2 separate regions of the Homo sapiens genome follow, and region 2 is linked to region 1. Evidence: chromatin contacts called from ENCODE Hi-C data. All regions are on one chromosome and are shown on one strand. The core of a region is the stretch at or near the end of the contact, and the rest is flanking DNA. Distances in the headings are between cores, read along the strand shown.

Region 1 (3,659 bases), core at 219-2,718:
CACAAGGCACTCAACCTTTATTCCATTGCAACTGTGAGCAGTGGCAGCCTTTTTGCTTGGTTCCAAGCACAGGGCAGCTACGTATAGGCACAGAGAATGGTGCCCTTGCTGTTTCGCCTTTCGGTTAATTCCAGCCCAGGTACTGATTTAAAATAGCCCAGAAAGTTTTTCATTTCCAAAATATTCAAGAACAGTGCAGCTTTTCACTAAGTCCCTGAAGACAGGGGAGGTGGGGTGAACTTTGGTTCATTGTGAACTCTGATGCAGGCTATGAATAGTGACTCCTCTGAGAGATGCGCGGGGCAGCATCTTACCAGAGATTTCTGACTATTCTCCATACTCCAGCAAGACTTTCAAAGTGCATAGTGGAAATGGTCAGATTATCAGTAAAGAAGAAGGGGAAGCAGAAAGCAATGTGGTATTCAGTGGCTAATAAGGAGCATATAAACAAATTAAGGTTTACGCATCTTCGTTAAGTCATTTCCCAAGCTTTTCCAGCAAAAGTAAATGTGAGAGAAGTACACAGATATTAATACTAACGCGTTTCCAGCAGCCTCAGAGCAGCAGCATTTAACGCTGAATATCACACAGAATCCCAGCCACCAAGAATGTCTGCATTTTGGAGGTTCCTCTCCTCCGGCTCTGGGGCAAGGCACAACAGAAAAACTCAGATTTGTCCAAGGGACACAACTGTGCTTTTGATCTACTCTGGGGTGGCTGTGTCTGTCCATAGCCCCTAGCATAGTCAGGTGGGAATATCAACAATGCAGACCCGAGGGAGTCCCAGCTTGCTGCTCCTTGGTTTCTGGACACTCCTCTCATCCCGCAATGTCTCTGGGAAAGCTGTTCTACTTTTTAATAGACAGAATCCTAAAAGGATGTCTGGTGATCCCCATAGCGGAGAAAGAGGGCTAGAGTGGGGAAGTGGCTATTTCCCCGCCGCCAGCCTCCCACTCCCATTCCTCAGAGAAGCCCCGCCAGGGCCCCGGCCAACCTCGCCGCACCAAAAGCTTCTCTGGCTCCAGGGCCGATAGCGGCACGCGGTCATGTTTGCGGCAAGTGGCACAGTTCCTGCCCTCTCAAGCAGACCACGCCCTGCTGCTGCCCACGCTCCTTACTGCCGCCCGCCCTTACCCGAACGACTTACCTGAGCCAGAACCTCCTCGTTCGCTCCCGGTACCCGAGGATCCCGCACGCGGCCATCTTGGCCACGCCCCCTCACGTTTAGCCACGTCCCTACGCAGCAAACGTCATTTCGTCATTCCAGGTTACGCCCCTATCAGTCCCCATTCTGTCCCCGACCCAGGCTGAAATCTCGCCCTGGCCACGCTTCCCCAGCGCCGGAGTCCACACCTGCTCTGCGCTCTGGCTACACATCTCCTGTCGCTGCCACGCGCCTGCACGCTAACTTGCCGACGCCTCTGCCCTCCGCCTGCTCCACCATCTTTGTTACGCCCCTCAGAGCAACAAGGCACGCCCACACGTAAGGACCGCGCCCCCCACGTTCGAGGCACGTCTCTGCGTTCCAACTACGTCATGTCCCTACTTCCCTTTTCGCGCCACCTCCCTTGCCGGTCACTACTCCGCAGCCCGCCTTTCCATCTGTGGCCACTTTTCCACCCTTCGCCCAGTGATCATCCAGTCACAACTAGTCTGCCTACCCCACCTCCCTCCCTTGGGCTCACGTCCCTACTCCGCCTGAGGCCGACCGTCCCGCGAATTCGAATTTCTTTTTTACACCCTTGCGACTACGCCACGCCTTTCACGTAAGGGCTAAAGTCAGCTCGTTCGGGCCACGCCCCTGCGGTACGCCTGGGTCACGCCTCTTCCGCTAAGCCTTGCTGCCTGCGCTCCTCACTGGCGGGGCCGTTCCCGCCGTGGCCGTTCCCACCGTGGCTAACCCCTTCCATTCTCTCGGAACAGGCAAGACCCCTCTGGTCCGCGTCACTTTTCTTACTGCATTCCACACCTCTCTTTTCTGGCCAGTCCTGGCCGTCCTCTCAGGCCACACGCTACAACCTTGTGGTCCTCATTGGCCACTCGCATCCTGCGCATGCGCACTTACCTACCTTCACTTCTGGTCACGCGTTAGGTTCCCAGGCCACCCACTTTTGGTTCCACTCTGGTCACGCCTCTCCCGCCAGTTGCACGCTCTCTGCGCTCCTTTTAGGTGCGATACTTGATCCCGGGAAGCCACGGAGGTGTTGGAGGGGCCCACCAGTCTCCAGAGAGGACTGTCCAGGTCCTGGAACCAGATGTCCGCGGCATTTATAGAGTGAAATGAGCCTGCGGATCTCTGATCCTCTCCTAAAAAGTGACTTTCTCCATGTATCTCCCAACTCTAAACACCACAACTCGTTAAGCAAAAACCGAGTAGGAAACAGAACTGATGGGCCAGTGGTGGAGCAATGTTCCTTCTAGCTAGGTTTCATGTCCTTTAACCCGATATGGAGATAAACTGGAACCGTGTTCCTTCCAGCCCATTTAAAGTCAGCGGACTTTAAATGCTAGGGAGATACATGGAGTAAGCACACTCCTCTACTTCCTGATGTGTCCTCCTGATGACTTTTCCTAGGCACTTGGTGCCCTAATGCTCTCTAGGTCCTGTCTAGACACCACCACATTCAGACCTCTGTTTGCAGCCCCCTGCTCCAAGATTACGCTTTTTTACTCCCTCCATTCGCAATTCTGGGTTCACAGGAAAAAAGTGAGGAGGTTATTACCAGCTTTTCTGTCCAGAAATTTCTGAACGGACATTCTTAGAGGATGGACACTTTCCATTAGCCATTCATTCATTCATTCATTCAAGACAGATTTATCAAGTACTATGTTCCAGTAAGAAATAAGACAAGAGTCAAAGAGATCACAGACTGAGCTTCCCCAACTCAAGTTTAGATGGCACAAGAATTGAGAAAATTAAAGATGGTGTAATAAAGGAGTTGATAGGTGGAAAAGGACTTGATAAGTGCTGGTTTGTTGTTCTAATTAGCAGGAGTATTTTGGGGCAGCAAACATAGGAAGCCACTTACATAGCAGTTAGTACAGCTCCCTTCACAATAAATTCTCAATCTTCATTTAAAGTATTCCCTTTTCACTTGTATAGAGGATTACAATTTTTCCCTCCATGGCAGTGAGATTTACTATATACACTTCTACATATGCCAGTAATCAAGATTTTATGATCACATATAAAGTGTAAAAGTTCCTTTCTCTTCCCACCTTCCATCCATTTCTGCTTTGAAGACAGTGGGAACTTTCACAATATTGAGCTACAAGGAGCACAGAGTAAAAGACAATTTTCAACAAAACATTTTTTATTAAGCTCACCCTGGCTCTGAGAACTCTATCTCATTTATATAAAATGTTGCCAATGCTAATCATTTTTTGCATGAAAAATTAAACACACCGGAAATGGGATCAAGTGCAGCCTGTGTAAATTACTGCATTGATTTTTATAGCATTATTTTCTCCCAGATGATTTGAGGCCGCGTACCAAAATATAGGCAACACTGTATAAAGTAAGTATTATAGTTTAAGGAACCAGAGGGGAAATTCATGGAGGGAGAATAAATAATGTAGCCAATGGTAAGATTAACACTCAAGTATGCACACTTTCAGATCCAGAACAGTTTTTGAAGGTGGGCAAGAGATCTCACTCT
Region 2 (3,481 bases), core at 211-2,710, 1.9 Mb after region 1:
ACAACAGGGGACTGCTATATACATTACAAAAATATCCAAAGATAAGCCTGTTGCCACTGAAAATGAAGATTTCAAAAAACTTTTAAGGAAACAGGGAAATGCTCACCATATAATTTAAATTAAAAAAGGATACATACACAGGATATAGCTACATATTTTAAACGTAAAATATGCTTTTGAAATGCATATTTCAATGAAAACACGTTGAGCTAATCCTACTCCTGGCTGTTAATCCAAATATAAAGCATACTAATAGGTATTTTCTGCCCAAACTAAACATTCATACATTTCAATATAGTTTAAAGATAAAATTTTTCATTTCCCAAACTATTATTAAGCAGTACACTAGTATTTTCTATATGGTGTCAATGTCCTTCATCCAAATGTATTACAAACCCACTTATTAATTTAGGAACCTATAAGCCATATTTATAAAACAAGCCTAATCTTACTGTGTTCATTATACAAATATTTCCTTCTCCTATCTTATTGTCAGTTCAATTAATTATTTGAATATGCTCCTTTAAGACGACTCAAACTCAACATTTTCTCAAACATTTTCAAGAGACTGTAATGTTTCAGGATACAGAGTTATTCGGGAATATAAAAATGTAATTCACCAATACAATCTATGTATCATACGATTATTAAAACCTAAACCTTGATTGAATTTGAACTACCTGTTACAGGTTACACTTGTAAAAGCTGACACAGATACGCCTAAATCCGATACCTTGAGTGTATCCAGTATACCCCGATCCTTAAACGTCTGGTATAGCTTTTTGCGCAGTTCATCTTGACTCAACACATCAGCCACGGTAAACATGTTGGACTAAAAGACAAAATGGTTATAGGTTACCTGCGGGGCAGAGGGAACGTGAACGTCTGAAAACAGACCAGTGGCCTCCGGGGAAGCCATAAGAGGCCTAGCGGCGAAAGTTTAACGAACACAAAACAAGACTTTATTTCCGCCCGAGAAGGGGCAGGTGTGTCTACCTGCGCCATCATCAGGCGTCAGCTCCCTCCGGAGCCCGCCTCGCTCGCCCCGCCGCGGCCCGAGTTTAGTGCCCAGCCCGGGCGGTGGGGCCAAGACGAGGGGGAATCCCTGCCCTCAGAACCCTGCCTCTGTCCCGAGGGTTCGGGAGGAACAAAGGTGCTGAACGTTCTCTGCCTCGCACTCCCAACTAGGTTTTCTAGCAAACACGCGAGCTTCCTTTCTTCGCGGTTCTGAGGCAAGGGCGAGGACCCAGGCACGACTCAAAGGCGGCTGGAGGGCGGGGACCCAGACACTAGGGACTGAAGGCAGCGAGGCAGGACCGCCTCACAGCCAGTCCGGCAACTTCCGGAAACCTGCTAAATATAGCCTTCCCGAGCTGAAGAGCTACGGCGCATGAGCTTGGTTGCCCAGCACCGGCCGGAAGCTCCGCCTACGTATCGCGAGAGCACATCCCAGGGTATCGCGAGAACTGCTTCGGCGTTCTGGCTACAGGTTCGGGGCGCGGGTCTCTTCCGCGGAAACTGACATTGCGTTTCCGTTGTCGGCCTCCCACTGCAGGTAGGGAATGGAGCAAGTGCGGCGGGGGGCGGGTGTTTTGAGTCCCTGGAGGACTTCGTAGCCCCTGCGTGACGCGGATGTTGGTCCTGTACCTCCACCCCTCCCCGGGGTGGCCGGGCCGGACCTGCCAGCCCTCCGCTGGCTCATCCGCGCAGCCCTTCCACCTGCAGACGTCCGCCCTCTCGGGGGCTGTGGTTTCGCGGTTCACTGGGTCATTCAGCTAACCCAGGGTTTCTTAACGGCTGCACTGTTGCCTTTTGGAGCCGGAAGATTCTTTGTTTTGGGAGGCTGTCCTGTGCATTGTAGGTTTAGCTGTATCCTTGCTCTCTATTTTGTCAGTATCACCTTCTCCCCCAAGTGTGACAACCAAAGATGTCTCCAGATATTGCCAGATGTCCTCTTGGAAGCAAGATCGCTCCGGGTTGAGATCCACAGAGCTAAACGTTTTAGAGTACCAACCATTGTGTGCTGTGAGGTAAAGGTGAGCCAGTCCTCATGATGCTTAAATGTAATTAGAAAGGAAAGGAACCAAACCTCTCAGAAGCGATAATGAAAATGTTACAGCCAGAGAATTGAACAAGAACTAAGATACATTGTAGACTGGATAAAGAGTTTAAAGGGGAGGTGGTTGAAGATGGAAGTGATCCAGATCATCTCTGTGGAAAAAGTGTGTCTTTATCGGGGCCTTGATGGGTAGGATTCGGGTGGTGAGCAAAAAGGAGAACATCACAGGAAGGGGAAAAATGAGCAAAGGAATCATTAAAAGAAAAAAAAAAGCCACGACCTTCTTGGGAGCAGTGAGGAATCTAGCCTGACTCCAGAGTTGTGTGCTGGGAATATAAGCCTTATATGGTATCTAAGTCCTGTGAGGACAGAATTGGATGTCAGCTTTGTGTACAGCATTGAAGATGAGTACGATGAGTTTTGATCTCTGGCTGTGAAAAACTTAAAGTATTTAAGAGGCAGTAAGAGTGACAGGACTTCATAGGAGGTGGAGAACCTGTAAGTTTTTGTTGGAAACAATGGAAAAGGAGGAGAGGCTTAGTTGGATTTTAAAGGATGGGTAGTGGTTGCAGACAGAATAAAGGAGAACATTCCAGGCATGAAGAGAGAAATGATAGTAGCTCTGAACTCGATATAGTCAAAGTGAATTTGGGAGAAAAAATAAGTAAACGAGTCAACGCTAGCAGAGGTGGAACAATAGGGCTGAGAAAAGACACGTGGAGCAATGTGGGAATCTTGAATACTAGTACATGATCCTGTAGCTGAGATGCATCAAAGGCTTTTGAGTGGAATGATGAAAACAGTGTTCTAAAAAGATGTTGATATGTTGTAAATGTTGTTAAGTAGAATCACTTGTCCACTGTTTAAAAAAAAAAAATGTTCCTGAAGACCCCCTTACTCCCACCTCCACCTTTGGTCCCACAGTTGAATACATGAATATAATTAGATAAAATGTTCTCCAAAAACTAGCATAACTTCTAGGGGAGGGAGAATTGCTTATAATATTAATAGAAAAATGTCACATTAAAGACCTATCAGTAGTATTCCTACTGCCCCTCCTCATTGTAATAGACATGTCCCATGCCATACCAGTTTAGTCTCATGACCCCAGGTTTATGGAACAACTGAAATCACTGCTCTCGCGAGCACAGGGCAGTTTTTCTAGAAGCTCTTCTATAGAGGTTGTAAAGAGGCATGCTACAAAAATGGATGTCTTTGGAACTGGAGTCCATGAGTTTTATCTTGCATTTGTCTACAACTTAAGAGACTTCCAAGTTCACTGAGCATCCTCCCACTCTGGCACTGTTGGTGTTCCACCCACCCCTTAGTTTCTAGTTTCCCAGTGACTTCAAATGAGCAGCCCTGGGCTTGGCCTATGGAACGGTTTGGAATAAGTCTGTGTAGTCCAGAGTCAGCAAATAC

Evidence for each region. Hi-C counts contacts between places; a loop is a spot of excess contacts on that map. Pooled maps may share reads with other maps.
Region 2: a pooled map shows a loop between it and region 1 (23-fold over the local background). The contact joins the promoter of TRAPPC2 here to the promoter of CA5BP1-CA5B in region 1. A Hi-C loop is called at or near these places in 3 of 37 single-sample maps with no recorded cell type and 13 of 50 pooled maps.

Annotation. Positions count from the first base shown.
Region 1 is chrX:15,673,267-15,676,925 of GRCh38, reverse strand. It overlaps CA5BP1-CA5B (CA5BP1-CA5B readthrough), which reads right to left and starts at 1,468. Exons shown (of 12, transcript NR_160544.1): 1 at 1,148-1,468. It also overlaps a transcript of CLTRN not described here and the pseudogene CA5BP1. RefSeq lists enhancers at 1,393-1,512, 1,185-1,803, 2,036-2,539.
Region 2 is chrX:13,732,599-13,736,079 of GRCh38, reverse strand. TRAPPC2 (trafficking protein particle complex subunit 2) reads left to right here and starts at 1,460. Exons shown (of 6, transcript NM_001011658.4): 1 at 1,460-1,555; 2 at 1,895-2,036. OFD1 (OFD1 centriole and centriolar satellite protein) reads right to left here and starts at 1,332. Exons shown (of 23, transcript NM_003611.3): 1 at 997-1,332; 2 at 734-832. The coding sequence starts at 1,008. RefSeq lists enhancers at 419-990, 759-1,958.